3 separate regions of the Homo sapiens genome follow, and all the other regions are linked to region 1. The links are chromatin loops, found by intact Hi-C in ENCODE. Cell type or tissue: endothelial cell of umbilical vein. All regions are shown on one strand. Each heading gives the region's core, and the rest is flanking DNA. Links, peaks and the distances in the headings are about the cores only. Region 1 overlaps SPEN (spen family transcriptional repressor). Region 2 has its middle 10 kb from the start of SRARP. Region 3 has its middle 8.0 kb from the start of UQCRHL.

What was found. Hi-C counts contacts between places; a loop is a spot of excess contacts. Peaks named below come from ENCODE experiments on the same cell type or tissue, not always from the same donor. Only the 100,000 strongest peaks of a DNase experiment are listed, where the experiment ranks them.
Region 2: it touches region 1 in a loop (5-fold over the local background); 6 of 110 quality-filtered maps call a loop at or near these places.
Region 3: it touches region 1 in a loop (6-fold over the local background); 10 of 110 quality-filtered maps call a loop at or near these places.

The regions. Positions count from the first base shown.
Region 1 is chr1:15,932,168-15,942,667 of GRCh38, forward strand. SPEN (spen family transcriptional repressor) reads left to right here. Exons shown (of 15, transcript NM_015001.3): 11 at 1-4,099; 12 at 4,996-5,478; 13 at 5,645-5,839; 14 at 6,551-6,709; 15 at 7,129-8,289. The coding sequence ends at 7,260. It overlaps ZBTB17 (zinc finger and BTB domain containing 17), which reads right to left. Exons shown (of 16, transcript NM_003443.3): 14 at 10,362-10,500; 15 at 10,164-10,253; 16 at 9,702-10,085. The coding sequence ends at 9,802. Among named protein-coding and RNA genes, the nearest start is that of ZBTB17, 39 kb to the right of the region's middle. RefSeq lists enhancers at 2,713-3,214, 9,957-10,500. In endothelial cell of umbilical vein, for the core only: no CTCF peak of the experiment used is centred there; DNase peaks (open chromatin) are centred at 5,644 and 7,474; H3K27ac peaks cover 2,377 bases.
Region 2 is chr1:15,988,996-15,999,495 of GRCh38, forward strand. It overlaps the pseudogene TBC1D3P6. Among named protein-coding and RNA genes, the nearest start is that of SRARP, 10 kb to the right of the region's middle. RefSeq lists an enhancer at 4,901-5,741 and a silencer at 5,648-5,797. In endothelial cell of umbilical vein, for the core only: a CTCF peak has its summit at 5,723 (motif pointing left); a DNase peak (open chromatin) is centred at 5,726.
Region 3 is chr1:15,810,581-15,820,806 of GRCh38, forward strand. No RefSeq gene overlaps it. Among named protein-coding and RNA genes, the nearest start is that of UQCRHL, 8.0 kb to the left of the region's middle. In endothelial cell of umbilical vein, for the core only: a CTCF peak has its summit at 5,128 (motif pointing right); a DNase peak (open chromatin) is centred at 5,141.

The DNA of each region.
Region 1 (10,500 bases), core at 856-8,855:
GCCACCTGAGGGATGGCGGTCGCCAAGGTCCCAGAAAACTGCAGCTGGTGGTGGACCCCAAGGGAAAAAGGGAAAAAATGAACCGAAGGTGGATGCTACACGTCCTGAGGCCACCACTGAGGTGGGCCCCCAAATAGGCGTGAAAGAGAGCTCCATGGAACCCAAGGCTGCTGAGGAGGAGGCAGGGAGTGAACAGAAACGTGACAGAAAAGATGCTGGCACAGACAAAAACCCCCCTGAAACCGCCCCTGTTGAAGTTGTAGAGAAAAAACCGGCCCCTGAAAAAAACTCCAAATCAAAGAGAGGAAGATCTCGAAACTCCAGGTTAGCAGTGGACAAATCTGCAAGTCTGAAAAATGTGGATGCTGCTGTCAGTCCCAGGGGGGCTGCAGCACAGGCAGGGGAGAGGGAATCTGGGGTGGTGGCAGTCTCCCCTGAGAAAAGTGAGAGTCCCCAAAAGGAGGATGGTTTATCATCCCAGTTGAAAAGTGATCCAGTTGATCCAGACAAGGAACCAGAGAAAGAAGACGTGTCTGCCTCTGGGCCGTCCCCAGAAGCCACCCAGTTAGCCAAGCAGATGGAGCTGGAGCAGGCCGTGGAACACATCGCAAAGCTCGCTGAGGCCTCTGCCTCTGCTGCCTATAAGGCAGATGCACCAGAGGGCCTTGCCCCAGAGGACAGGGACAAGCCTGCACACCAAGCAAGTGAAACAGAGCTGGCTGCGGCCATCGGCTCCATCATCAATGACATTTCTGGGGAGCCAGAAAACTTCCCAGCACCTCCACCTTATCCTGGAGAATCCCAGACAGATCTGCAACCCCCCGCAGGTGCACAGGCGCTGCAGCCTTCTGAGGAAGGAATGGAGACAGATGAGGCTGTATCTGGCATCCTGGAAACTGAGGCTGCTACAGAATCTTCTAGGCCTCCAGTCAATGCTCCTGACCCCTCAGCCGGCCCAACAGATACCAAGGAAGCCAGAGGAAATAGCAGTGAAACCTCACACTCAGTGCCAGAAGCCAAAGGGTCTAAAGAAGTGGAAGTCACTCTTGTTCGGAAAGACAAAGGGCGCCAGAAAACAACCCGATCACGCCGCAAGCGAAACACAAACAAGAAAGTGGTGGCTCCTGTAGAGAGCCATGTCCCTGAATCCAACCAAGCTCAAGGTGAGAGTCCTGCTGCAAATGAGGGGACAACAGTACAGCACCCCGAAGCCCCACAGGAAGAAAAGCAGAGTGAGAAACCCCATTCCACTCCTCCTCAGTCATGTACTTCTGACCTAAGCAAGATTCCCTCCACAGAGAATTCGTCCCAAGAAATCAGTGTTGAGGAAAGGACTCCAACCAAAGCATCTGTGCCCCCAGACCTTCCCCCACCTCCCCAGCCAGCACCGGTGGATGAGGAGCCTCAAGCCAGGTTCAGGGTGCATTCCATCATTGAAAGTGACCCGGTGACCCCACCCAGCGATCCAAGCATCCCCATACCCACACTGCCTTCTGTAACTGCAGCAAAGCTCTCACCTCCTGTCGCCTCTGGGGGGATCCCACACCAGAGCCCCCCTACTAAGGTGACAGAGTGGATCACAAGGCAGGAGGAGCCACGGGCTCAGTCTACTCCATCTCCAGCTCTTCCCCCAGACACAAAGGCCTCTGATGTTGACACCAGCTCCAGCACCCTGAGGAAGATTCTCATGGACCCCAAGTATGTGTCTGCCACAAGTGTCACTTCCACAAGTGTCACCACAGCCATTGCAGAGCCTGTCAGTGCTGCCCCTTGCCTACATGAGGCCCCGCCCCCGCCAGTTGACTCTAAAAAGCCTTTAGAAGAAAAAACAGCACCTCCAGTGACAAACAACTCTGAGATACAAGCCTCGGAGGTGCTGGTAGCTGCTGACAAGGAAAAGGTGGCTCCAGTCATTGCTCCCAAAATTACCTCTGTTATTAGCCGGATGCCTGTCAGCATTGACCTGGAAAATTCACAGAAGATAACCTTGGCAAAACCAGCTCCTCAAACCCTCACTGGTCTGGTGAGCGCACTCACTGGCCTGGTGAACGTCTCCCTGGTCCCGGTGAATGCCCTGAAAGGCCCCGTGAAGGGCTCAGTGACCACACTGAAAAGTTTGGTGAGCACCCCTGCTGGGCCCGTGAACGTCCTGAAAGGGCCTGTGAATGTTCTTACGGGGCCAGTGAATGTTCTCACCACTCCAGTGAACGCCACGGTGGGCACAGTGAATGCCGCCCCAGGCACAGTCAATGCCGCTGCGAGTGCAGTGAATGCCACAGCAAGTGCAGTGACCGTCACAGCGGGTGCGGTTACTGCTGCATCTGGTGGTGTAACGGCCACAACAGGCACGGTGACAATGGCAGGGGCAGTGATTGCGCCGTCAACAAAGTGCAAACAGAGAGCGAGTGCTAATGAAAACAGTCGGTTCCACCCAGGGTCCATGCCTGTGATCGACGATCGTCCGGCAGACGCGGGCTCAGGGGCGGGGCTGCGTGTGAACACTTCTGAAGGGGTTGTGCTCCTGAGTTACTCAGGGCAGAAGACCGAAGGCCCACAGCGGATCAGCGCCAAGATCAGCCAGATCCCCCCGGCCAGTGCAATGGACATTGAATTTCAGCAGTCAGTGTCCAAGTCCCAGGTCAAACCTGATTCTGTCACAGCATCGCAGCCTCCATCCAAAGGCCCTCAAGCTCCTGCAGGCTATGCGAACGTGGCCACCCATTCCACGTTGGTACTGACCGCCCAGACATATAATGCCTCTCCTGTGATTTCGTCTGTGAAGGCCGATAGGCCATCCTTGGAGAAGCCCGAGCCCATTCACCTCTCGGTGTCCACGCCTGTCACCCAGGGAGGCACAGTGAAGGTTCTCACCCAGGGGATCAACACACCCCCTGTGCTGGTTCACAACCAGCTGGTCCTCACCCCAAGCATTGTCACCACAAACAAGAAGCTTGCTGACCCCGTCACCCTTAAAATCGAGACCAAGGTCCTTCAGCCGGCCAACCTGGGGTCCACGCTCACGCCCCACCACCCTCCTGCTCTGCCCAGCAAACTGCCTACAGAAGTCAACCATGTCCCCTCGGGGCCCAGCATCCCAGCAGATCGAACTGTCTCCCATTTGGCAGCTGCAAAGCTAGATGCTCATTCTCCTCGACCAAGTGGACCCGGGCCATCCTCATTCCCAAGGGCAAGCCACCCCAGCAGTACTGCATCTACGGCGCTCTCCACCAACGCCACAGTCATGCTGGCTGCAGGCATCCCAGTGCCCCAGTTCATCTCCAGCATCCACCCAGAGCAGTCTGTCATCATGCCACCCCACAGCATCACCCAGACTGTGTCCCTGAGCCACCTCTCCCAGGGCGAGGTGAGAATGAACACTCCCACGCTGCCCAGTATCACCTACAGCATCCGGCCAGAAGCGCTTCACTCTCCTCGGGCTCCGCTGCAGCCCCAGCAAATAGAGGTCAGGGCCCCACAGCGTGCCAGCACCCCGCAGCCAGCCCCAGCTGGTGTGCCTGCACTGGCCTCCCAGCACCCTCCCGAGGAGGAAGTGCATTATCACCTTCCTGTCGCTCGAGCCACAGCCCCTGTGCAGTCAGAGGTACTAGTCATGCAGTCTGAGTACCGACTGCACCCCTATACTGTGCCACGGGATGTGAGGATCATGGTGCATCCACATGTGACGGCAGTCAGCGAGCAGCCCAGGGCCGCGGATGGGGTGGTGAAGGTGCCACCAGCCAGCAAGGCCCCTCAGCAGCCAGGGAAGGAAGCTGCCAAGACACCAGATGCCAAAGCTGCCCCCACCCCCACCCCTGCCCCCGTCCCTGTCCCTGTCCCCCTTCCTGCCCCTGCTCCTGCCCCTCATGGTGAGGCCCGTATCCTCACAGTTACCCCCAGTAACCAACTCCAGGGGCTGCCTCTGACCCCTCCTGTGGTGGTGACCCATGGGGTGCAGATTGTGCACTCCAGCGGGGAGCTGTTTCAAGAGTACCGGTACGGCGACATCCGCACCTACCACCCCCCGGCCCAGCTCACACACACTCAGTTTCCCGCCGCTTCCTCTGTTGGCCTGCCTTCCCGGACCAAGACAGCTGCTCAGGTGAGCCAGCCAGGTATCTCCCCACTGTCTGTTGGGCATGTGCTTGTGGGGCTCAGCAGGCTTTTAAGCCAAGATGTGTGAAAGAAATCAGGGGCCAGGTGTGGTGGCTTATGCCTGTAATCCCAGCACTGTGGGAGGCCCAGATGGGAGGACTGCTTAAGCCCGGGAGTTCGAGACCAGCCTGGGCAACATGGCAAAACCCCATCTCGTACAAAAAAAAAAAATTACAAAAATTAGCCAGGTGTGGTGGCACACACCTGTGGTTTCAGCTACCTGGGAGGCTGAGGTGGGAAAATTGCTTGAGCCCTGGAGGCAGAGGTTGCATTGAACCAAGGTCGTGCCACTAGGCTCCAGTGACAGAGCGAGACCCAGTCTCAAAAAAAAAAAAAGCCGGGCATAGTGGCTCACGCCTGTAATCCCAACACTTTGGGAGGCCAGGGCTGGCAGATCACTTGAGGTCAGGAGTTCAAGACCAGCTTGGCCAACATGGTGAAACTCTGTCCCTACTTAAAGAAAAAGAAATCCGCCTTTTGGTAAAGATAGTGGTTGAGTACAAGTGAACTGGTCAGCTAGTCCCTAAAGATGTTGATCTTTTCATGAGTTTAAAGAGCTTTCTTAGTTCTGAGATGAAAGTATTAGATCACATCATGGGGAGTTCTGCATATGGGGAGGGAGCTCTTGCTGGGTAGCATCAGCAGGAGGCAGGTAATAGGGGATCTCTCCTTACCTGGAACCCCGAAAGCAGCTCCGTTGATTCAGGCTCCTTCTGTGGGCCTGACTTAACGGGAGATGCCACATCTTATCCTTTCCCTGTGGCCCTTTGGGTCATTTGTTGGTCTCAGGGGCTTGTGCACAACAGACTGACTCTGTCCCTTTGCCTTCCTTCCCTACACCAGGGCCCTCCTCCTGAAGGTGAGCCCCTGCAGCCTCCTCAGCCTGTGCAGTCCACACAGCCTGCCCAGCCTGCACCACCCTGCCCGCCCTCCCAGCTCGGTCAGCCCGGCCAGCCACCAAGCAGCAAGATGCCTCAAGTGTCCCAGGAGGCAAAGGGGACCCAGACGGGAGTAGAGCAGCCTCGCCTCCCAGCTGGACCTGCAAACAGGCCACCTGAGCCTCACACCCAGGTTCAGAGGGCACAAGCAGAAACAGGCCCGACTTCCTTCCCCTCCCCTGTGTCTGTCTCCATGAAGCCTGACCTTCCAGTCTCTCTTCCCACTCAGACTGCCCCAAAACAGCCGTTGTTTGTCCCAACAACCTCTGGCCCCAGCACCCCACCAGGACTGGTTCTGCCACACACTGAATTCCAGCCAGCCCCCAAACAAGATTCCTCTCCACACCTGACTTCCCAGAGACCCGTGGATATGGTTCAACTTCTGAAGGTAAGCATGAGCAGGGGCTGCCCTTCCTGGCCCCCAAGTTTTATGCCATGTCAAATGTCCTAAGATTCCCTAGTTAACAGACCCACAAGCTACAGCCTCTGGCTGTGTCCAGCATGGCTCAGCGAGGGGCCATGAGCTCACTTCCTGTTTGTTTCCCTGTGAGCAGAAGTACCCCATCGTGTGGCAGGGCCTGCTGGCCCTCAAGAATGACACAGCTGCTGTGCAGCTCCACTTCGTCTCTGGCAACAACGTCCTGGCCCATCGGTCCCTGCCCCTTTCTGAAGGAGGGCCCCCACTAAGGATCGCCCAGAGGATGCGGCTGGAGGCAACGCAGCTGGAAGGGGTTGCCCGAAGGATGACGGTAAGACTCTCAGGCCCAGGTGAGCAACTGCCCCACCTACAGGGAGGAAGACGTAGGTAGTCCCTGCCAGCCCATCTCCCTGGCCTGTCATGGAAGCATTAACTGTATTCTTGTTGTTGTTGAAACAGTCTCTGTCGCCTGGGCTGGAGTGCAGCGGTGCGATCTCTGTTCATTATAGCCTCTGCCTCCCGGGTTCAAGCCATTCTCTTGCCTCAGCCTCCTGAGTAGCTGGGATTATAGGCACGCACCACCATGGCACCACCATGCCCAGCTAATTTTTTGTATTTTTAGTAGAGATGGGGTTTCACCATGTTGGCCAGGCCAGCCTTGAACTCCTGACCTCAAGTGATCTGGCTGCCTTGGCCTCCCAAAGTGCTGGGATTACAGGCCTGAGCCACTGTGCCTGGCCAGTAACGGTATTCTTGAAGTGAGCAATGAAGGGTCCACTATGCTTCTACTTGGTGGGGGGATGTAAAGTACCTCTAGACCCAGAAACAAGGCTTTACAGTTTTTAAAAATTATTATTTTTTAAATCAGCTTTCTCAGGTTGAAAAAAAGCTTTTTTTTTTTTTTTTTTTCATTCAAATATCAGGGTAGCCTTTAAAGTCATCTCAGAGGTGGGGGTTTTTGTGGACCTGATACTGTGGGTTGGATGTGGGCTGCTGTTTGACTAGGAGGCCCCTGCTCACTGGCAGCTGGCCTCTGCCTCAGGTGGAGACAGATTACTGTCTGCTGCTGGCTCTGCCCTGTGGCCGTGACCAAGAGGATGTTGTGAGCCAGACCGAGTCCCTCAAGGCTGCCTTCATCACTTACCTGCAGGCCAAGCAGGCGGCAGGGATCATCAACGTTCCCAACCCTGGCTCCAATCAGGTCGGTTGTCCTGTGTCCTTCCTTCACATGTACACCCACAGGTGGGGCTGATCAGGGTAGGTGGGCCTACTCATCTGGTGCCCACTAGATCTGGCCCCAGAGGTGGGCAAAGGGGCATTTTGGACAGAAGTCAGTAGAGCACATGGGGCGGGGCGCCATCACCCATCCTGAAGAGAACCCAGGGAACCGCTGAGAACACAGGTTTTCCATGAGTTTAAAGATAGGGCCCCAGGGGGTTCCTGTTTATAGTTTTCTGACACCTGCTAGGTCTTCCAGTAGACATAGTCCTGGCACATTTGCTGGTTGGGGACTGATTTGGCCTGGCTCTTAGCATTGGGCCTCTTCAGGGCTCCCCAATGGAAGTGGAGTTGTGGGGGTGAAGACAGACGGTCCCACTTTGCTCTCTATCCTGTCTCCAGCCTGCCTACGTGCTGCAGATCTTCCCGCCCTGTGAGTTCTCTGAGAGTCACCTGTCCCGCCTGGCCCCTGACCTCCTTGCCAGCATCTCCAACATCTCTCCCCACCTCATGATTGTCATTGCCTCCGTGTGAGCCACTGAGTGGTTATCACCTCAGTGAATCTTCCCAGGGCTCTGCAGTAAAAACAAAGGACAACCCAGCCAAGCAGAGGAAGAAGCTGCCGAAGGGGACAGACTCCACTGCCAGACGGCCAGCCGTTTGCTGTCCTGCCGCCCGGCTCAGTCGGCCAGACTTCCTCTAGGAGTGGTGCTGCTACCTTGTATGTTTACATAATGCTTTAGCCCAAGGACACATCACCAACCCATGGACTCGCAGACACCGGGGCTGGGTTTCTCTTTCCTCTTTTTGGAGAAAAGGAACAGGGCAGTGGAATGAAAATTTTTTGTTTGTTTGTTTTTAAGAAACAAGAAAACAGAACTGCCTTTGCACTAAATTAGTGACTTGGACTTTTGCCCAGTGAAGACAGGCTGTGACACTCTGGATGTCTTGGTGTGTGTAGACACACATTGCAGACTCTTAACGCAGGAAGGACTTCAAACTTCTGCTGAGACCTTGGGGTCAAGGAACATTTCATTGGTTTTTTTTGTCCACCCCCATCTCCCTTGCTCATTTGGATGCGTCACCTTAATTCTCCTGCTGCCACCGTCTTTGATTCACCGGGATGTACAGTTTACAGTTGAAGAGCAAACAGAAAGGTTTTCTCTTGGTGGGATATGCAGAACTTGGGATGTGTGTATATATAAATATATAATATATATAAATATATATAATACTGACTTAAAAAATCAAATCCCCCGACATACGTTTTTTTTAATCTGTGCCAAAAATGTGTTTTCAGAGGAAATCTTATTTTCATATTCAGACTTTGTATTGCCCACTCATTTGTATAAGTGCGCTTCGGTACAGCACGGGTCCTGCTCCCGCGATGTGGAAGTGTCACACGGCACCTGTACAAAAAGACTGGCTAACCCCTCTTCCTATTACCTTGATCTCTTCCCCCAACTTCCTAACACTTATTAATTTATGAAACTGTTTTTCTCAGCGCAGTTTTGTTTTGTGTGTCCATTGGATTACAAACTTTATTAAAAAATATAAAACACACCAAGTGTGAGTGTGATTGTCACTTGGGTGGGAGGACGAACCATGGGTCCTTGGCTTATGGGAACAGTCAGCCCTCATCCCGCTTTTGATCCCCATGCCAAGTCTGTACATGGGAACTGTTTCCCTTCTGCCTCCTAGTCAGTCAGTCCTCCTCCCCAAGGATAATTTTATCTTGTACAAAGGAGATTTTTGTCACGGACACTGAACTTAACCATTTCTCACTCTTGTGGTGTCTTCAGAGTCCTAACTGGTTCTTAGGTAATGTGGAAGGAAGGCACTTCCAATTTTGATACAGAATATAACCACACCCCATGCCATCTCAGAAACATTTTAGCAAGCTTTGGTTTCTTGTCTCTCTCTTGCCCCCTCTTCCCTTCTCCCAGTGTGAAGCAGGCTGACTCCTGCAGAGGCAGTGGCCTCCTGGGGCCCCTGGGGGCTCATTTGATCCCGTCTCTGCCTCCAGACAGGAGAATGGGAGTTGGGGACAGGCTTCCCCTGCAGCTGGATTCTCTAGAAGCTGTGGAGTTGGGACAGGGACATGGGGACTATAAAGTTGGTGGTCTCACTTGGAATACCAATGGGCTCCTACAAATGGGCCTGTCCTGGTGTGAGAAGATAGCATCCCCCTCTGAACGGTGGGCCATAGATGCCGGGGCCACTGTGGGGGGACGAGATGGTACCTCCTGACTCCTTGCTGACAGGAGTGAGAAAGCTGTTCCACCAGCTCCCTACCTCCCCATCAAAGCCCCTGGCTGCTCCTTCCTGTCCCTCTGGGCCCCCAGCCTGGTGGCAGAGATGCCATCTTTTGAACCTTCCCAAAAGATGATGGCACCGGCTTGGCCTTAGTCCTCGGGCCAGGTAACCCTGAAGCAAGTGTGGCTTCCATCTGCTCCCTTAGGCCCATCAGAGCCAGGGCAGTGGCCTGGGCCTGGCACTCTCCTTGGCCTACCTTGCCACTCTGGCTGGAAGGACCCCTGAGCCAGGCCTGGCAGCAGTGGCCTGTGAGCCAGGCTCGCTCTGGGTTGCCTGTACCCTGGTAAGCAGTTGGTGGCCGCCCCTGCTGGTCCCTTCCCCAACTTCCCAACCTCTCCCCAACCTGGGCCGAGGGGGAGCAGGGTCATAGCTGTGGGGCGAGGGGAGGCCAGGCCCTAAAGATGAACAGGTGAGAAGCCTCCAAACAAGATGGGATGAGGGCATGGGGCACGTGGTGCCGAGGTCTCTCCAGCCTGAGTGTACTGCCCACTCCTCAACTTGGGGCAAAGCAGCCAGCCTGGCTCTGATTCTAGTCGCATTCAGCAAGAGGGACGGGCTGACCTTCCCAGGAAGGCTGGTTCCTGGGTGGTACAGCCTTTCTGTGGCATCAGTTGTAGCTGCCAGCTCCCCACCCACCCCACAGGGACCTATAGGCAGCATTAGAAAATAATCCAATTTATTCTCTCTAGGGAACAGGCCACCCTTCCCGGTTCCAGGGTGCCATCCATCCTTAAATAAACAGTCAGAAGGGCCGCCAGCTCACTCGGCAGGCGGGGGACATTCAGGAGCTGTAGGGGAGGTCTCTGCCAGTGCGGGCTGGCCCTCAGCCCCGTCGCGAGGGCGGAAGACCAGCTCCCCAGCCTGCAGCACCTGCCCGGCAGGCCACGTGCCACCTGGCCCATACTGCTGATAGAAGTCCGCGTCTGTCTGGAACATGACCAGTGCCTGGGCTGTGTGGATTCGCACATGCTGAGCCAGGCTGTTGGCATCCAGAAACTTGTCCCCACAGGAGTCACAGGCGTAGAGGATGTGAGTGTTGGGGTCTGTGGAGGTGGGGCAGCAGTCAGAGTGGGAAGGACCCCGGGCTCTGCCCACATTCACACCCGGGTGGCCCCCCTCACCTTCTTCCTGCACTTGCTTCACAGCTTTGCTGATCTCGGCCTTCAGGACTTCCGTCTCATCGGCTGTCACTGCAGCTCCCACCGGCACCACTGCGGGCAGAGTCGCAGGGCCTAAGGTGAAGGCACGGGCACTGCCCCATCATCGCCACCCTGGCAGCAAGCTGCCTGTGACTTCCCTCTGCTGCCCACAGCCCGCACCTGTGAGCTGAGTGACGGCTGTCGCTGCCAGTGCCTCGGTAGCCAGCGTGACCATGTCATCCACAGTGACCACGCTGACCTCACTGCCCTCCTCGGGCTCCAGGATCTTGATGCCTGCCTTGCCCTGGTGCACGGTCTT
Region 2 (10,500 bases), core at 1,530-9,529, 58 kb after region 1:
TCTCTCCCTCGTCCTCTCAGCCTCCTCTGTCTCTGTCCCCATCTCTCTTCCTCTCTCTCGATCTCACTCCCTTCTTCCCATCTCTCTTTCTCTCTCCTTCTTCTCCACTTCTCTCTCCCTCCTTTTCTCCCTCCCTGCCACTGTTCAGGCTTCTGGGCCCCCCTGGACAGGTGCACACAGGACTCCTAGACCACCTTTCAGGACACATGCACAGGGCTGCAGGACCTTGGTCCCCCACCTCCCTGTGCCCTCAAGGTCAGGGGTGTGGGGTGTGCCTGGGCTTTCCTGGGCGGGTGCCCCACGCTCCATGAAGTAGAAGTTGTAGGTCACCATTGGCTCGAGTGGTGCACCCACCGGGCTGCTGGCTTCCTCCTTGTGATCTGCTGAGGCCAAAGCAGAGGACACCTTCCCAGGCCCGACCCTGCGCCAGGGTGGGGTAGGGGTGGGTTTGGAGGTCAGCATGGGGATGGGAGCAGTCACTGCAAACGGGTCCCTGGCTGGCTTCCTGCCCTGCACTATGCCATGCAAGGCCTCCTCTCCCGCCCTTCCCCCTACCCCACCGCCTCCACCTCTAGAAAGCCCCAGGCACAGGCTCCATAAGTCTCTGTGGATCCAGGAACTAAGGGCATCCACTGGGCTCCAAAGCTTGGCAGTGTCGCACACAGGACAAGTGCTCTCAGGAGACATTTTGGACAAATTGCTGAAATGCCTGATGGACATGGCTCTTGTCACAAAATGAATTTGCATCCTGAGGAAGCCTCTTCTTCAAAGGAAGTTTCCCCAGTCACCTCTGCCCTCTCCGATGACATGAATCGTCCCAGGTGACCTCAGCCCTCCCAGGTGATGTCTTTCCACCATAACTCTGGCTCTCTCAGGAGGTAGACTACTGCAGGGACCTGAGCCACGTCGCCGCCTTGTTCCTCCTTTATCTGCCTGAGGAGGACATATTCTGGGCACTGGCCCAGATGCTGGCTGGTGAGAGGCACTCCCTGCAGGGTGGGTGGACAGCTGCCCCCAGGGCCTCATGCAGCCAGACCCGGGGACGGCCACCCTGGGCAGGTGATCTCAACTTTCCGTGAAGGCACCTTCCTTGTGTTGCCAGCTTGTTTGGAGCCTTTAGGATGTCTCTGTTGAGGGTCCTGGGGCTGAACCGGGACCCCCAGATCCTGAGTCAGATGCCTCTCACCCCCATCAGCAGAGGGCATCTCATCATCCCCGTGGCCACCCTCTGTGTCCTGGAGCAACGCCCTCTGGCTCTGAATGCTGTACAGTTGACTCTCCCCTCCCTGAGGGTCCTGCCCTCCAGCTGCCCTTGGTACCCACAGATGGGCCGAAAAAGCCCTGATGGCAACATCTCCCCATCCCGTGTCCCCTGGCCCGACCCCACTTCTAGGAGACCACCATGAAGCCCAGCACCCGCCCTCTGTCGTGGCCTCAAAGTCAGGCTTGCCCTCCCAGCACCCTGGCCCAGGAGGCCTCCAGGAGCACCTCCAGCCAGGCTCCAGGGGATATTCCCACCCCTCCTCCCCAGGGCCAAGGCCGCATGGTGGGGTCCCCAGATGAGAGGGTGGGAGACCTCAGGGTTCAGGGGCCTCTGCAGCTGTCCAGCTCTTCCAGCTGATGGTCCCACATCTTGGGAGCAGGCTGATTTCATGATGGGCTGGGGGCTTCTCAGGATTCCACAGCCCAAATAGCGCAAGGGTCCAGGGCCTCCAAGACCACCAGGAGCATGTGGCACCCAGGCCATACCCCAAGACCATGAGGCACGCAGTGAGTTTATGGTCCCCCCAGCTCTTCCCCAGTGGCCCTGCATCCTGTGGGGCCGGAGGAGCCAGGGGCTGCCAGACCCTCATGGGGCTGGTGAGAGGGTGAGTTCTAGCCAGGGCCTGACCTGGGACGTGGGGTTCTCCATGGATTTGGAGTTGGGTTTCCTTTCCTGCCCTGGAGGAGACAGAGGCACAGGGACTGGGGCCAGTTCCCACAGAGCAGGGCTAAGGACAGTGTGTCCACCAGGAGTGCAGGGAGGGGAAGGTGTAAGGAGCCCTGGACACCGCCCAGTGTTCTGCACTTGGGGAAGGGTCTTCAGAGGGCCCTGGAAGAGGGAGGTTTTTAGGGCAGCCCAGAGGGACCTGAGCACCTCTGTTCCTCCCATCAGGACAAGGAAGGGCTATGCATTCAGGGTTCCTCATTAGGTTGGTTGCTTTGGAGCTTGATCAATGGGGTAAGGAGGCACAGGGAGACCCTGGCTCAGGGACCCTCCTTGCCCTACAGGGCCCTGCTCTTCGCCCAGGGGTCCGGTTCACCCCCAGCACATAGGAGGCACAGGCAGATATCTGCAGGACACACAAGCAAAGCCCTCTGCCCAAGAGGGGTCATCCCACGGCAGAGGCTGGGACTCAGGCCCAGCCTCATGGGCAGACTGGGCCAGGACCCACTTGGGAGGGCTCAAGGAAGCCTCAAGTCCTGGGGAAGCCCCTCTCTCCAGAAGCCACATCCCCACTGAAATGAGTGCTCCCCCATGAGGAGCTGCAAGACCTTGTCTGACCCAGCCTCCTGAAGGGGTCTGATGACCCTCATGGGAAGGGTCAGTGACTGGGGGACTGAAGCCCCAGTGGGCCCGGCTCGAGCCACCAGCCCCCAGCCTGGAAGGGCCAGGTCCTCCCACACCTGCTGTCCCCACAGATCTCTCTCGGGCTCACCCTGAGCCTTTGGGACGTGTATTTGCTAGAAGGGGAACAGGTGTTGACGCCAATGGCACGCACTGCCTTTAAGGTTCAGAGGAGTAAGTCCACGTGTGCCCAATGGGGACTGGGGAGCACAGGGGTCAGACCCTGACTGGCCCGGTGGCAGCTTCCTCACACTGTCCCCATGATCCTCTTCTCTGGCCCAGAGGGAGGTCTGGCTGGGTAGGCTGGGCAGGGAACAGTGACATACCCCCTCCTGTGGGAGCCCATCCCCTACATGACCCAGATGAAAGTCAGGAGTGTGGTGAGCACTTCCCTGCTCAGGCTGCCCCCTAGCCACAGCCTCCTGTGCACATCTGGACCCCTGGGGTGGCCACAAAGGGATCCGGCACTCCCCAGTGGGAGATGCTGAGGTAGTAACGGGGTATGGGCTCTGACCCCTCCCAGGGAACACTCCTAGCCTGATGCCTACCCTGTCCCTAGAGCACCTCGTGAAGATATCCAGGTGTGGCCGTGGGCATGTTTTCAGGACCAGTTTTCCCATACCTGGGCCCTGGATGATGATGCAGTTCTCAGACACCCTTGGGCCTCTATGAGGAAACAAGGAAGCCTGGGGACCTGCCACCCCCAGGTGGCCTGCAGCACCAGGTACCCTCCCGAGTCACCCCCTGGGGCAGTCAGTAGTTGGGGAGTGCCCAGGACCTCCAACACTACTACTTGGGCCTTCCTCTTCGCCTTTTCTTCCTCCTCTTCCTCCGGACTCTAAGAAAGTACAATAGGCCCCCAGGTCCTCAGGGCAGGTGGTCAGTTTGTGTGTACCGGACGTGCTGTGCAAGCAGGAGGGGGATGTGCGCAAGACTCTCCAACAAGCCCCCTCCCACTTTCCACCATGTCCCACTCTCCCCTTCAAAGGGCCCTCAGGGTCATTGGAGGAACCAGATCCATCTATGGGACTCCCCACCCCTCCCTGCGAGCACTGACAGCCTCAGAGAGCAGCAGAGGCTCCTCACTCCTGAACACCCCTCCAAGGGTGCCAGGACAACAAGCCTTGAGCCAGAGAGACAAGGGAATCTATGTCCCTGATCCCCGACCAGGGCGTTTAGTGGGTGGGCACAGGGGGGACCCCTGGCCCAGAGCCAGAGCCAAGAGTTCAGCCAGGTGTGGGAACGGTCAGTCCTGGCATGGACTGGGCAGCCCAGGAGGGCAGAGGGGGCTCTGTATCTGGGCTCTCTCACCCACCGTGGAAACAGGTCTCCATGTGAGGTGGCGAGGGGACTGGGTGACAGCCAAGGCCCCTCCCACCTGAGTTCTGACTGGAGGCTGTATCCCAGGCTCAACAGTCCTGGGATGACGGCATGGGGCAGGAAGCCCCCAGCCAGCCTGAACTCTGGGGGAGGGCAGTCCCAGGAGCCACCTGCTGCACCCCGACAGCTTCCCACCACAGGAGGCACAGACCCCTCCGTCTGCGATCAGCAGCCTGCAGGTGTGTCCTCAGTGTCAGACCACAGGGGCTACACAGAGACCCTGAGGACTCCAGAGACCCAGGCAGGTGGAGCCCGGCCAAGAAAGGACTGCGTGGGCTCACTGGAGATGCTGACCACGTCTGTTTCTTTCAGCCAAACCTGAGCAAGGGTCCTTGGCACCCAGGCCTGGGCTGGCTTCACCTGGCAGGAAGACCCTCTGGCAGGGGGACAGGCAGGCCCCTCCTGGCCCAACAACTCGGTTCCAGTGGCCCATTTGGCCAGCTTCCCCGCCATGGGTGGCCCGTTTGGTCAGCTTCCCCTCCATGGGTGCCTCGTCCTTTCATACCCTGTCCTGATGGGACTATCTGTGAGGCCAAGGCCCAGTGGCACGAGGGGGCTTCCATGGAACCTAGGGCAGCAGGCCATTCTCTGGGGGCACCGGGGACTGAGGGTGTGCCCAGCCTGGCCCTGGCTCAGGGGGAACCTCAGGTTTCCTGGAGGTTCCTCCAGTGGAACTCCATGCCACGGCTCCATCCCTATGAACCTGGATGTGGGGGGCCCTCGTTGCCCCCCGTTATGATTTTGAACAGAGCTGCTGGGTCCAAGTCCCTTCCAAATGTGTCCTGGACAGCCCCAGGACCATGGGACAGCCTAGCCCAGGAAGCCCATGGGGACCCCGAAACCAGGCCCTGCCCAGGCCCATCAGGACTAAAAGGGAGGTCGGGAGATACCCCGACTGCAGCGTGGCACCTGTGTCTGGCCCGCTCGGTGGTCAGTGACTGGCAAGTCTGGAAGGGGTCAGGGTGGCACCCCGCAAGCTGCACCACAGCCCCAGACACCTCGGAAAATCCCGTTCAATGGGGAAGCCAGTCCCATCAAGGCCACGAGAGAGAAAGGTGAGCATGGCATCCCCGCAGCCCCGGCCAGCCAGCAGCATGCCTGGGGCCTCTGTCCCAACCTGTGGGACAGTGTCCCCCTCCCAAGGCACAATTCCCAAGCCAAGAGGGGTCTGGACTAGACCCCAGCCCTGGGAAGTGAGGGGCACCAGGGGTGTGGTGGGCTCCCAGCTGCAGTGAGCATGACCATGCAGGGGACCCTGGCACTGCGGAGCTCTGCACTGTCACAATTCACCTCGCAGAAGCTGGGTGAGATCCCGAAGCCTCGCAGCCACTGCTGGAGCCACAGCAGGCGCCCCCACCACGTGCCTTCCAGCTGCTGGTGCAGGCTTTCCTGACAGCAGGGCGCCCTGCAGCCCTCGCCTCAGCAGCTCAGACTTGGAAGGTATCTGTGGCTCAAGTTCCCAGTGCTCCCACCGAAGAGAATTACTACGGAGGATGCTCTGGGTCCTGAGTCGAGCAAAATGGCACGCCCTATGGATGCAGCCTGCTTCTTTCCCGGCCACCACGCCTGCTGGATGCGCCCACCGAGCAAGTGGTCTTGAGACGGTCATGGGGACGGAAGAGGTTCAGCATCCTGCACGGGCCCTTACCAAGGCTCACTAGGCTGACACCATGGCTGAGCGCCCTCTCTATTGACAAGAGACTTGCACCCAGTCCCTGGGATGGACCAGCTGGCCACCTGCTGGCAGGCTGGTCACACTGCGGAGGGGGCTGAGATTGGCTTTCACTGCACTGACCCATAATGTGGACATGGACCTGCTGGCCCTGCAGGGCACACAGCACTGCTTCCGACTAGGGGACCCCATTCACAGCTAGAGACATGCAGCAGTGTGTTCCCACCTCAGGGCCTTGGCTCTGCCACCTCTACTTGGAATGTTCTCAGTTCCCTCCAGGCTTCTAGAAGCATCTAGGCCAGGGCTCATGACTGGATAAACAACCGAATCCCCACAACCCAAACAAGCTTTTCATTCTCATTTTATTTGGTGTTAAACTTAAGAAAATGTATTAAGACATGACTTACATCCCTGGTAAGTGTGCAGCTCGAAAGACATTCACAGATGGAACACACCAGCCCCCAGATCACAAAGCCAACCATGGCCAGCCCCTCCAGCGCCCCCGGCCCCACAACCAGTGTCCTGACTTCCGTTGACACCATGAGCCTGTCTTTTGTACTTTACACTCATGGAAGGATAAACACTTTCACGTTTTAAAATAAATGTTTACTTTTGAAATGATTCTAGATACACAGAAAAATTGAAAAGACACTGTAGTGTACTCTACACCTTATACCCAGCTGCCCCTAGTAATGACATTTTGCATTACCATGGCACATTTGTCCAAACTAAGAAATGTGGGCTGGCTGTAGTGGCTCACACCTGTAATCCCAGCAATTTGAGAGGTTGAGGCAGGTTCACTTGAGCCCAGGAGTTTGAGACCAGCCTGCGCAACACAGGTAGGCCTTGCCTCTAGAGAAAAGTAAAAAAAAATAGCCAGGCATGATGGCGTGTGCCTATAGTCCCACCTAATCAGGAGGCTGAGGCAGGAGGATTGCTCGAGCCCAAGAGTTCCAGGAAGCAGTGAGCTATGATCGCACCACTGCACTCCAGCCTAGGTGACAGAATGAGAATTTATCTCTTTAAAAAAATTAATTTATCTTGGGTGCAATCCTGTTAACTAAATAATAATGTTAACTATTATCTAAAGTTATTAACGCAGTAATTATATTAACATAGTGAAATTTTTTCAGATTTCATCCTCTTTTGCCTAACTTCTTGTACCTGTCCTGGGATCCCACCTCAGACTCACCCTCTGCCTTTAGGTCACTTCTCCTTAGCTTCCTCCAGAGGCTACAGCCAAACACACACCTGGGCTGAATAGTAGAGCTGGTTGCTGCTGGGTTCCAAACCTCTGCAACATGTTACTGTACTAAGTACTATAGGCAATGGTAACATAATGGCGGCTATTTGTGGGCCGGGCATGGTGGCTCATGCCTGTAATCCCAGCACTTTGGGAGGCCGAGGCGGCTGGATCACCTGAGGTTAAGAGATTGAGACCAGCCTGGCCAACGCGGTGAAACCCCGTCTCTACTAAAAATACAAAAAATGGCTGCCCAGATATCTGCTGGGCATGGTGACGGGCACCTGTAATCCCAAATACTCAGGAGGCTGAGGCAGGAGAATCGCTTGAACCTGGGAGGCGGAGATTGCAGTGAGCTGAGATCGCATCATTGCACTCCAACCTGGGCAACAAGAGTGAAACTCTGTCTCAAACAAACAAGCAAACAAACAAAAACAATGGTGGCTATTTGTGTATTTAAACACAGAAAAGGATCATAAAAATACAGTATAAATGATAAAAAATGGTACACCTGGCCAAGTATGGTGGTTCATACCTACAATCCCAGCACTTTGGGAGGCCATGCTGGGAGGATCACTTGAGCCCAGGACTTCTAGACTAGTCTGGGCAATATAAAAAGACCCCATCTCTTTTGAGATATCAATTTTTAGAGATGGTGCACCTGTATAGGGCAGTTCCATTATAATCTTATGGGACCACCATCCTATGTGCATTCTGGCATGGACTGAAATATCATTATCTGACATGTGATTGCATAAGTAATCTAGAGATGATTTAAAGTCTACGGGAAGATGTACTTAGGCTATATGCAAATACTGCACCATTTTATATCAGGACTTGAACATCTGTGGATTTTGGTATTTGTGGAAGGTGGTGAAACTGATTCCCCTACACACACCGAGGGACAACTGTAAATCTTCCGGGCCCCATAGAAGGCTCAATTCCCTGCACCCCCACCCCCAGATAAGCATTCTAAAGTGTTTGTTCACTTTACCTGCTCATCCGTGAGCCAGAGGGTTCCATCAACAGCTTGGGCTGTCTCAGAGAGACCTGGATTCAATCCCATTCAGCCACTTAGTGTGTCACTTTGGACAAACCATGTAACTTCTCTGAGCCTCAGTGTCCTCATCTGTAAACTGGGTTGATCATGGTCCTTACCTCACAGGGCCACTGTGAGATGAAAGCTGACACCGCGAGTGACACCACTTCTCTCTCCCTCAGACTCAACAGGAAGATGCCTTTGCTGCCCAATGCGAAGGTTATGGGGAGGACGCGAGGCCCCAAGGTTCCCCTGTCCCAGGAGCATAAACCCTGGATTTTTGCTTCCAGAAACAACCACCTCTAGGATGAGGATGGCTCTCAACTCCCCAAAGCCTGTGCTACCACCCCACAAAGGCAGCGTCTTCAGCAGTGGGGAAGGGGCTGCACTGCGCCAGCCTCACCCTGGCCACTGTCTGCCCTCATGAGTCAGAGCCCAGCTAGGTCCTCAAGCAGAGCAGTGCAGAGTCCGGCCCCAGTCCCAGGCTCCAGGCATCCCTGCCACCCCCACCTGCCCCCACCAGCTGCCTCCATCCCTTAGCCCCTGCTTCCCTCCTTCCCAGCTCAGGATGTCTTAGCTCCTTACATGTCCCCATCATCTGTCTCCTCAAGGGGAGTGCAGCACAAGGGCAGGGAACTCGGCCAGTCTATGGCTGAGTCTCCGGTGTCTGGGAGAGATTAGAAGCTCAACACATACTTGCCCAGTGTCTGTGTGCATTTCATCAAGCAGAAGACAGCTTTGGAAATGAGAAGAGACCCTCCTGAGGCGACAGTCCTTAGCTGCCATTTCTCAAGTATTCTTGGCGTGCCACGCACTAAGCTGGACCATGGACATGCGAGCTCTGGAACCCGTGAGGTGCTGTCACTCATGCACAGGTGGGTTGGCTCAGCCCTGGTGCAGTCACATAGCTCCCTGCTAGCTGAGCTGAAATTGGAACCCATTCAGTTTGGCTCTTGCACTGCACAATGGCTCCCCAGCTCCTCTGAGTGAGAACTAAAGCCTTGCAATGCCCTCAGGTCATTGAACCTGGGACTTCTCTTCCTGAGCTGCCTGCCGCTCTTCCCTGCTCACACCAGGTCAGATGCAGACCTCCCCTCTGGGCCTGAAGCATATCAATCATGCTCCTGCCTCAGGGCCTTTGCACAAGCCATTCCCACTGCCCGGAATGCTCCCTGCCCAGATATCTGCTTGGCTGACCCATCACCTCCTACAAACCTTGCTCAGATCTTGCCTCATCAATGAGGACAACCCTGGCCATGCGTCTAGAGGGCGTCCAGCACAGAGTATGTGCTCAATACACAGGTGAAGAAGGAAGAAGGAAGGGATGGAGAAGAGAGAGGTGAAGGAAGGGCAGAATGCCTATGGCCATTTTTATTCCAGTGATAACTAGTTGCAGTGAATACCTAAGGGCAATGCAGACAGGGCAGAAACAAAGTTCACAAAAGGCCAACATGAGCAGGGTGGAAAAATGCAGCTCTACTCATCTGTCCTGGTGCAGATTTGAAGACTCCAGATGTGTCACATCTGGGCAGTCCCTTCTCTGCCCCCTCCCCTCTGAGCTCTCCTTCTACCTCCAAGCCTGGCCCATCTTCTAGGGATCCAGGACAACACAGGAAACAGCTGTGCATCTCCCAGGACACTGGGAAAGACTGCCAGTGGGGAAGATGCTCAGTGGCCCTTAAAACTCATCTCGGTTTTGCTCCAACTGTGCAGCCCATCCACTCCTGTGAACAGGAAGAGCACTCAAATGAGAGCCCAGACACTAGACCCTATTCCTCTTGACATCTGAACATCTTCCCCATCCCCAGCATTTCCCAGGGTCCTGGGAGAGGGACAGCTGTCTCGTGGATTGTCCTTCTTCACCTGTGTATTGAGCACATACTCTGTGCTGGACGCCCTCTAGATGCATGGCCAAGAGACAAGAGCGACAAGAGCAAAACTCTGTCTCAAAGAAAAAAGAAAAAAAAATGTGGGCCAGGCACAGTGGCTCATACCTATAATCTCAGCACTTTGAGAGGTCGAGACGGGAGGATCACTTGAAGCCAAGAGTTCAAGGCAAGGTCTGAGCAAGGTTTGTAGGAGGTGATGGGTCAGCCAAGCAGCTATCTGGCCAGAGAGCATTCCGGGCAGCGGGAATGGCTCGTGCAAAGGCCCTGAGGCAGGAGCGTGATCGGTACGCTTGAGACCCAGAGAAGAAGTTTGCATCCAGCCTGGTGTGAGCAGGGGAGAGCAGCAGGCAGTTCAGGGAGAGAAGTCCCAGCTTCAAAGGCCTGCGGCTGCTGCAAAGCTCTAGCTATTACTCAGAGCAGCTGGGGAGCCAGCAGAGGGTCCTGGGCAGAGAAGGGTTCAGCTGTGGCTCGGGCGTTAATAGGCCACATCACACCTTTGGGGAGAAGAGGGGGACCAGTTGGTTAGTCCAGGTAAGTGATGAAGGGTGCTCAAACTAGGTGGGAGAAGGCAGGTGGTGAGAAGTGTCACCTCAGGATCATTGTGAAGGTGCCACCTGCATGATTTGCTCGTGGACTGAATTTGCTCAGATGGGGGTGTGGAGGGAAAAG
Region 3 (10,226 bases), core at 1,437-9,436, 120 kb before region 1:
TCACTTGAGCGCGGGAATTTGAGACCAGCTTGGGCAACACGGTGAAACCCTGTCTCTATGAAAAATACAAAAATTAGCTGGGTGTGGTGGCATGCACCTGTAGTCTCAGCTGCTCGGGAGGCTGAGGTGAGAGGATCGCTTGAGTAGGGGAAGCAGAGGTTGCAGTGAGCCAAGAGTGAGTCACTGCACTCCAGCCTGGGTGACATAGCAAGACCCTATTTCAAAAGAAAAAAAAAGTTATCAGAGATTCATAAAGGGGATTCAGACATTAGGTGAGAAGTTTGGATGAGATAAACACTAAAATCTCTTCGAACTCCAAAATTCTATACAAAAGAGTTCCTCTCAAAGTGTATCATCTAGTGGGGAAGATAAAACCTGAACAGGCCGGGCCCGGTGGCTCATGCCTGTAATCCCAGCACTTTGGGAGGCTGAGGCAGGCAGATCACGAGGTCAGGAGATCGAGACCATCCTGGCTAACACGGTGAAACCCCATCTCCACTAAAAATACAAAAAATTAGCCGAGTGTGGTAGCGGGTGCCTGTAGTGCCAGGTACTCTGGAGGCTGAGGCAGAAGAATGGCGTGAACCTGGGAGGCGGAGCTTGCAGTGAGCCGAGATCGTGCCACTGCACTCCAGCCTGGGTGACAGAGCGAGACTCCATCTCAAAAAAAAAAAAAAAAATGTCATATAGTGATAGAAATAGTCATAGGGTATCCAGATGAAACTCTGGCTGTACCTAAGGCATGAACACTCATCAGGGCAAGCCAGTGTGGTCTGGCTGGAAAAGGGATGCTATTGGGAGGTGACTAAGCTGAGAGTGGGGAGGCTGGGGAGATTCATTGTACTGAGTGCCTACTGCCAGATATTCTGGAGCTTTTATCCCAGTGGGAGATGCAGACAAAAACAGGTAAACAAGAGAATGCAGATAGAAGTAAGAAAAATAAGGCAAGGGAAAGAATGGAGGGGAGGGACACGTGAAACTAGTTGCAAGTGATATGAAGGAGCCTTCCGTGTGCAGAATTTGAGCATGGACCTTATGGGCAGAGGAAACAGCATAGATAAAGTCCTGAGGCGAGCGTAAGCATTGTGTATTTGAATAACCATTGCGAGGAACAGTGACTATTTTTCTACTAGATGAGATGTGTGGGTTTCTCCCATCTAGGCACTTCCTTGGAGCTGACTAGAGAACAGATACGGCTTTTTTTTTTTTTGAGACAGAGTCTCGCTCTGTTGCCCAGGCTGGAGTGCAGTGGCGCAATCTCGGCTCACTGCAACCTCCACTTCCCGGGTTCAAGCGATTCTCCTGCCTCAGCCTCCCGAGTAGCTGGGATTACAGGCACGCACCACCATGCCCGACTAATTTTTGTATTTTTTTTAGTAGAGATGGGGTTTCACCATGTTGGTCAGGCTAGTCTCGAACTCCTGACCTCAGGTGATCTGCCTGGCTCAGCCTCCCAAAGTGCTGGGATTACAGGCATGAGCCACCACGCCCGGCCACAGATATGGCTTTATAAGTCAGCCAGTGTGACTTGGGACAACTAAAGTTGGAAGGCTTCAGCCAGCTGTCATTAAAGGAAGGGTGGGCCCTTGGTCTGCAACTGCCAATTAAAGAGATTATAGGGTGACAGTGACAGCAACATTGCAACTGAAAGGGACAAGCAAAGCTTGCTAGTCAGTGTGAGCCTAGAGGTGGCTTAGAAGACAAAGGCGTCTCACATTATGCTCCCACTCACACACATACACCTTAGTTTTGTGAGGTGTGCAGGATAGTTTTCATCTTCATATTGCACCTGTGGAAACAGAAGTGAAATGACTTACTCAAGCCATATAGTAAGCAACCAGCTAGGCTAAGACCCAGTTTCCTCATCCCCAATCGACTGCTCTTCCCTTTATTTATTTATTTACAGACAGAGTCTCACTCTGTTGCCCAAGCTGGAGTGCAGTTCGAGGCTGCAATGAGCTATGATGGTGCCACTGCACTCCAGCCTGGGTGACACGCTACACTGGGCAACAGATCGAGAACCTATCTCTTACTAAAAAAAAAAAAAAAAAAAGGTAGAAAAAAGTCTGTTTGTGCCTTAACTCTATTCCACTCAAAATCTATGCCCAACTTGTCCTATTTTCTTTTCTTTTTTTTTTTTTTGAGGCAGCATCTTGCTCTGTCACCCAGGCTGGAGTGCAGTGGCACAATCTCAGCTCACTGCAAACTTTGCCTCCTGGGCTCAAGTGATGCTCCCAACTCAGCCATTCAAGTAGCCGGGACTATACCACCACAGCTAGCTAATTTTTTTTTTTTTTTTTTTTTTTGAGATAGGGTCTTGCTCTGTCGCTCAGGCTGGAGTGCAGTGGCACATTTTTGGCTCACTGCAACCAGTGGCACATTCTTGGCTCACTGCAACCTCTTGCTCTTGGGTTCAAGTGATACTCCTGCCAGCTAATTTTTGTATTTTTTACAGGCATGATCCACCGCACCTGGCCTGAGACTCCATCTCCACAAAAAAAAAAAAAAAAAAAAATTAGCCAGGCATGGAGTGGGCGCACCTCCTCGGGAGGATGAGGTAGGAGGATAGGTTGAGGCCAGGAGTTCAAGGCTGCAATGAGCTATGGTGGTGTCACTGCACTCCAGCCTGGGTGACAGAGCAAAATCTTGTCTCCAGAAATAAATAAATTAAAATAAAATTGCATAAGATTATATTCTAAGTAGGCCGGGCGCAGTGGCTCACACCAGTAATCCCAGCACTTTGGGAGAGTGAGGCGGGTGGATCACGAAGTCAGGAGATCAAGACCATCCTGGTTAACATGGTGAAATCCCGTCTCTACTAAAAATACAAAAAATTAGGCGGGCGTGGTGACCGCACCTGTAGTCCCAGCTACTCGGGAGGCCGAAGCAGGAGAATCGCTTGAAATGGGAGGCAGAGGTTGCAGTGAGCTGAGATTGTGCCACTGCACGCCAGCCTGGGCAACAGAGCGAGACGCTGTCTCAAAAAAAAAAAAGTTATATCGGAAGTACTGCCTGAAACTATTCAGTCCAGAAGTCAGAAGCTTTGGGCTTGGGCCAAATCTAGCATACTGCCTATTTTACTGATGGCCTGGGAACTAAGAATGGCTTTTATATCTTTTAAAAGGCTAAAAAAAAAAAATGACCGGCGCAGTGGCTCATGTCTGTAATCCCAACACTTTGGAAGTTCAAAGTGGGCGGATCACCTGAGGTCAGGAGTTCAAGACCAGCCTGACCAACATGGTGAAACCTCGTCTCTACCAAAAATACAAAAATTACCCAGGTGTGGCCAGGCGCGGTGGCACATGCCTGTAATCCCAGCACTTTGGGAGGCTGAGGCGGGTGGATCACGAGGTCAGGAGATCAAGACCATCCTGGCTAACACAGTGAAACCCCGTCTCTACTAAAAATACAAAAAATCAGCCGGGCGTGTTGGTGGGCGTCTGTAGTCCCAGCTACTTGGGAGGCTGAGGCAGGAGAATGGCGTGAACCCAGGAGGCGGAGCTTGCAGTGAGCCCAGATCGCACCACTGCACTCCAGCCTGGGTGACAGAGCGAGACTCTGTCTCAAAAAAAAAAAAAAAAAATTACCCAGGTATAGTGGCGTGCGCCTGTAATCCCAGTTATTCAGGAGGCTGAGGCAGGAGAATTGCTTGAACCCAGGAGGCAGAGGTTGCAGTGAGCCGAGATCATGCCACTACACTCTAGCCTGGGCAACAGAGTGATGTGGTCTCAAAAAAAAAAATCAAAATAATGTTGTGATTATTGTGAATAATTTGATTATGACAAGTAAAATTGTATGAAATTCAAAAATCTGTGTCCACACAAAAAAAGTTTTATTGGAATAATTTTTTATTTTTTATTTTTGGGAGACAGAGTCTTGCTCTGTTTCCCAGACTGGAGTGCAGTGGTGCAATCTTGGCTCACTGCTACCTCCGCCTCCCGGGTCAAGTGATTCTCCTGCCTCAGCCTCCTGAGTAGCTGGGATTACAGGCGCCTGCCACCAGGCCCGGCTAATTTTTGTATTTTTAGTAGAGATGGGGTTTCACTATCTTGGCCAGGCTGATCTTGAACTCCTGACCTTGTGATCCACCCACCTCGGCCTCCCAAAGTGTTGGGGTTACAGGCGTGAGCCACTGCGTCCGGTCTTTTTTTTTTTTGAGATAGAGTCTCACACTGTCACCTGGGCTGGAGTGCAATGGTGCGATCTCAGCTTACTGCAACCTCCACCTCCCAGGTTCATGTGATTCTCCTGCCTCAGCCTCCTGAGTAGCTGAGATTACAGGTGCACATCACCACATCCAGCTAATTTTTTGTTTTTTTAGTACAGATGGGGTTTCACTATGTTGGCCAGACTGGTCTCAAACTCCTGACCTCGCGATCCGCCCACCTCAGCCTCCCAAAGTGCTGAGATCACAGGCATGAGCCACCGCGCCTGACCTTTTTTTTTTTTTTTTTTTTTTTTTTTTTTTAAGACAGAGTCTCACTCTGTTGCCCAGGCTGGAGTGCAGTGGCACGATCTCGGCTCACCGCAACCTCCACCTCCCAGGTTCAAGCGATTCTGCTGCCTCAGCCTTCCGAGCAGCTGGGATTAGAGGTGTGTGCCCCCATGCCCGGCTAATTTTTGTATTTTTAGTAGAGACAGGGTTTCACCATGTTAGTTAGGCTGGTCTTGAACTCCTGACCTCAGGTGAGCCACTGGCCTCGGCCTCCCAAAGTGGGAATAAAACTTTTTCTCATTTGTTTATATATATATATTTTATGTCTGCATTGCACTCCAGTCTGGGCAACATGCGAGACTCCATCTCAAAATAAATAAATAATAAAAAATAAAATAAAAAAGCTTGCTGGCCCCTGGGCTGGACCAGTAGCTCCCCTTCTATTGATGGGAAATTTGAGGCACAGAGAAAATGAGTGGCCTAAGATCATACACAGAGTCAATGGCAGAAATAACTCTGGCTCCCTATTGGTGCTCTTTTCACTTCATTACCATATAAAAGCAGCTAAACAAAGGTTTCTCAGCTTCTCATGACAATGGCTACTTGGTCCTTTTATATGCCTCATCTCTGCTCATTCTCACTCTTGTCTAACCTAGGTTCTAGCAGCTGCACACAGATGCAGCTGTGACCTCGAGAGGGCAGCACTCGTTAAGATGACTCCAAAATACAATCTCTTATCTGAGACCCAAAAATAGAGTGAATATATCGTCCTGTCCTAACGAAAAAAAGAAAAATGCATTAGAAAGTGTCTCAACTGCTTCTGATGATGATATATATGCATTCACACCAGTGTAAATGTAAGAGGTTTTCCTTTTTTTTTTTTTTTTGACAAATTGTCAACAAAGGTGAATTCAAGCACAAACAATCCCCACATTTAGCTAGACTGGAAAGCACTGAGGCCACATCAGTGGCAAAGGCAAGACAGGCATTTGAGAGAACCACCCAGAGAAACTTTTTTTTTTTTTTTTTTTTGAGACAGAGTCTCGCTCTGTTGCCAGGCTGGAGTGCAGTGGCTCGATCTCTGCTCACTTCAACCAACCTCCGCCTCCCAGGTTCAAGCAATTCTCCTGCCTCAGCCTCCCAAGTAGCTGGAACTACAGGCACACGCCACCACGCCTGGCTAATTTTTTGTATTTTAGTAGGGACGAGTTTCACCATGTTGGCCAGGATGATCTCAATCTCCTGACCTCGTGATCTGCCTGCCTCGGCCTCCCAAAAGTGCTGGGATTACAGCTGTAAGCCACCATGCCCGGCCCCCAGAGATACTTTTAAGTGTTTCCTGAGCACTGGGGGAACATGAAGAGGGAGAAAATTAGATCTCAGAGAGCCCAAGGGACAGTTTTAAGTAGACTCGTGACCCAGGTTTGTCCTTTTCTGAGTAGACTAGAGGTTCCATCTCTTTATTCTGGGATGTCCAGTAATAAAATGGGGCTAGTAGGGCTTGCAAGCAATGAGGTATTTATGAAGTACAATTAATGTATGCAAAGGGCTTTGAGATCCTTCAGATTAAAAAGTGTCCTGTGCAGGTGCAAGATGGACTGGTGTTGCTGTGAGGGCAAATATATTTTGTGGGTGTTACCATTGTTGTTGAACAAGGCAGTGGGGGAAAAAGTAGTTAAGATTATGTGGCACGATCCTTCAACATGACCCAGAACTGGGCCATAGGAAACTTGTACAGACTATCACATCAGATGATGGAGAGAAACATCACTGAGAATGCATAAATCCCCGGAGGCAGAATGGTTAATTTCGTGAGGCACAGTCATGTCTAGACAAATCTGGTGGGGCTATTTAGAAAAACACATATGGTACTTCTGGCTTTACAAGGAAGGGGACCAAGTCACATTACTCAGCAAATATCTTTCCTTAGTCTGAACTTGGCTTCTAAGATTTTCTGAGAACTGAGCTTTTTTTTTTTCTTTTTTTTGAGATGAAGTTTCGCTCTTGTTGCCCAGGCTGGAGTGCAATGATGTGATCCCGGCTCACTGCAACCTCTGCCTCCCGGGTTCAAGCGATTCTCCTGCCTCAGGCTCCCAAGTAGCTGGGATTACAGGCGACCGCCACCACACCCAGCTAATCTTTTAAAAAATATATTTAGTAGAGACGGGGGTTCACCATGTTGGCCAGGCTGGTCTTGAACTTATGACCTCAGGTGATCCGCCTGCCTCTGCCTCCCAAAGTGCTGGGATTATAAGCGTGAGCCACCACGCCTGGCCTGAGCATTTTTTCTAAATAATCTTGAAAGGCCTGGTGCTGGGTTAATAGCAGGAACTAGGCTAGTAGCGTAATTAAACATCCCCATATTGCAACACTTAAACATATGGGAATCCCAATGAGTTCCTAATGTATAATTCCTAAATTTAATCCTAAATTGTTCCAATGAATCCTTTTATATGACCTTGGCTAATTATGTAATATCTTAATCTCCAGTGGTAATGATAAATGTGAAAATGATGGCGTGAGTTGATTCATTTCTCCTTGCAGATATTCTATCAGGACCAATGATAAGGGCTTCTAGAAATAAAACCTCAGCAGACAGGAAACTGCCTTCAAACTTCAGCAATCAAGAATATTACTTACTTTAGTCCCTGGAATGCATGAGACAATGGAAATGCACTGAATTAGATTTTTACAAAATTTTTATCAGCTAGAACTTTGGTTCAGATCACTCCTATAATATTCAGGAAGACCATACAGACTTATCATGAAAATGAATAGTTCAGTTTACTTGGGGTATGATTAGTTAGGAAGGAATTAAGAAATCCGTAGCAGAAATATCCATACATTTAAAAGTTAATTCTGGCCAGGCACAGTGGCTCACACCTGTAGCCCCAGGACTTTGGCAGGCTGAGGTGAGTAGATCACCAGAGGTCAGGGGTTCAAGCCAGCTTGGCCAACATAGTGAAACCCGTCTCTACTAAAAATACAAAAAAAATTAGCCAGGCGTGGTGGCGTGTGCCTGTAGTCCCAGCTACTCAAGGGGCTGAGGTGGGAGAATAGCTTGAACCCGGGAGGTGGAGGTTGTAGTGAGCTGAGATCATGCCACTGCACTCCAGCCTGGGCAACAGAGCGAGACTCCATCTCAAAAAAAAACAACTTAATTATGTTACACAGAAAAGTTACAACTCTAATGCTGCATTTGCTTTGGAAATTATAAGCTACCAAGAAGAAAGAAAAGAAAAAAGACGGCTAGGTGGGTGCAGTGGCTCTGACCTCAGCACTTTGGGATGCCAGGGCAGGTGGATTGCTTGAGCCCAGTAGTTTAAGACCAGCCTGGGCAACAGGGCAAAACCCCATCTCTACAAAAAATACAAAAACTAGCAGGGCAGCGTGGTGTGTGCCTCTAGTCCCAGCTACGTGGGAGGCTGAGGGGGGAAGATGGCTTGAGCTCAGGAGGTGAAGAGGTTGCAATGAGCTATGATCATGCCACTGTACTCCAGCCTGGGTGAGAGAGTGAGATCCTGTCTAAAAAAAAAAAGATAAAAATAAAAAGATGTAATATAACACTCACGTGCCCAGCATTATAAATGTAATTCGGGATTTAATTTATGACATAAAGCTAATTGACTTCACAGCTTTGTATGCTGTCTTTTTTGAACTCCTGGCCTCAAGCGATCCCCCCACTTTGGCCTCCCAAAGTGCTGGGGTGACAGGCATGAGCCACTGATCCTGGCCTTTTTATGCTTTTAACAGTTCTATAGGGCCAGGTGCAGTGGCTCACGCCTGTAATCCCAGCACTTTGGGAGGCCGAGAGGGGAGGATCATTTGAGGTCAGGAGTTTAAGACCAGCCTGGCCAAAATGGTTAAACCCTGTCTCTACTAAAAATACAAAAAAAATGAGCCGGGCGTGGTGGCGCACACCTGTAATCCCAGCTACTCAGGAGGGTGAGGCAGGAGAATCACTTGAACCCAGGAGGTGGAGGTTGCAGTGAGCCGAGATTGTGTCACTGTGCTCCAGCTTGGGTGACAGAGTGAGACTTTATCTCAAAAAACAAACAAACAAAAAAACAACACAGACAGTTCTGTAATACTATATGGTTTTATAGGGCAAAACTATTTTGTAAAATATTATTATACTCCATCCATGAATTTCAAAGCAGTTGACAGAATCATTAGAGTCTTGGTGTATTCCTCTATGCTTTTAAAAAAATCCATTTAAGAAATAAAAAAGCCGGGCATGGTGGCTCACGCCTGTAATCCCAGCACTTTGGGAGGCCGAGGCATGTGGATCACAAGGTCAGGAGATTGAGACCATCATGGCTAACACGGTGAAACCCCATCTCTACTAAAAATACAAAACATTAGCTGGGCATGGTGGTGGGCGCCTGTAGTCCCAGCTACTCGGGAGGCTGAGGCAGGAGAATGGTGTGAACCCGGGAGGCGGAGCTTGCAGTGAGCCAAGATTGTGCCACTGCACTCCAGCCTGGGCGACAGAGCGAGACTCTGTCTCAAAAACAAAAAAAAGAAAAGAAGTAAAAAAAGCCGGGCGTGGTGGCTCATGCCTGTAATCCCAGCACTTTGGGAGGCCGAGGCGAGCAGATCACGAGGTCAGGAGTTTGAGACCAGCCTGGCCAAGATAGTGAAACCCCATCTCTACTAAAAATACAAAAAATTAGCTGGGCGTGGTGGGGGGCATCTGTAATCCCAGCTACTTGGGAGGCTGAGGCAGAAGAATCGTTTGAATCCGGGAGGTGGAGGTTGCAGTGAGCTGAGATCACGCCACTGCACTCCAGCGCTGGCGACAGTGCGAGACTCTGTCACAAAAAAAAAAAAAAGAAGTAAAAAAACTCAGTGGACTTTATCCTCATATTAACATAAACAGTTTAAATAGTATTTCTCAGATTATAAAGCACGTTTACATCTATTATCTGATTTGATTGAATGTTCAAAACAATCCTGTGGGGTAGATGTGTTATATATACTTAATAGATTTAATAAATTTCTAAAATTAACTCAATGAATATTTGTCGAGCAACTACTGTTTGCCAGGCACTAGTCTAGAAGATGACCATTCAGACAAAAAGAAAACACACCAAGACCCTACAAAAATGTTTATGTAACTTGCCCAAGAACACAGAAGGTGAATCCAATCATTTTGACTGGTGTATTCTATCATTTTTTCTATCTTAATTTGGAAAAATGAAGCATAGATTTTTTTTTTTTTTTTGAGACGGAGTCTCGCTCTGTCGCCAAGGCTGGACTGCAATGGCGTGATCTCGGCTTACTGCGACCTCCACCTCCCAGGTTCAAGCAATTCTCCTTCCTCAGCCTCCTGAGTAGCTGAGACTACAGGCATGCGCCACCACGCCCAGCTAATTTTTGTATTTTTTTTTTTTTTTTGGTAGAGATGGGGTTTCACCATGTTGGCCAGGCTGGTCTTGAACTCCTGACCTCAGGTGATCCACCTGCTTTGGCCTCCCAAAGTGTTGGGATTACAGGCGTGAACCATGGTGCCCAGCCAGCATAGATAATTATCTTGACTCTGTCTCTTGGTAAATTTGTGGCATTTCTGGCATGGACTTGCTCAACCACATTTGCTTGCCAGCATCTGCCCCCATACATTCCATCCTCCAGTCCTCTACTAGCTGAACTATCGAAAGCCAGTTCCTTTGCTTATGCAGCCCTTCCCTCCTACTTCAGGGCTCAGGTCATCCTGTCAATTCTTTCCACTCTCCAACCCACATCCATTCCCTACTCCCAGACTGGGCAACACAGTGAGACCCTGTCTCTA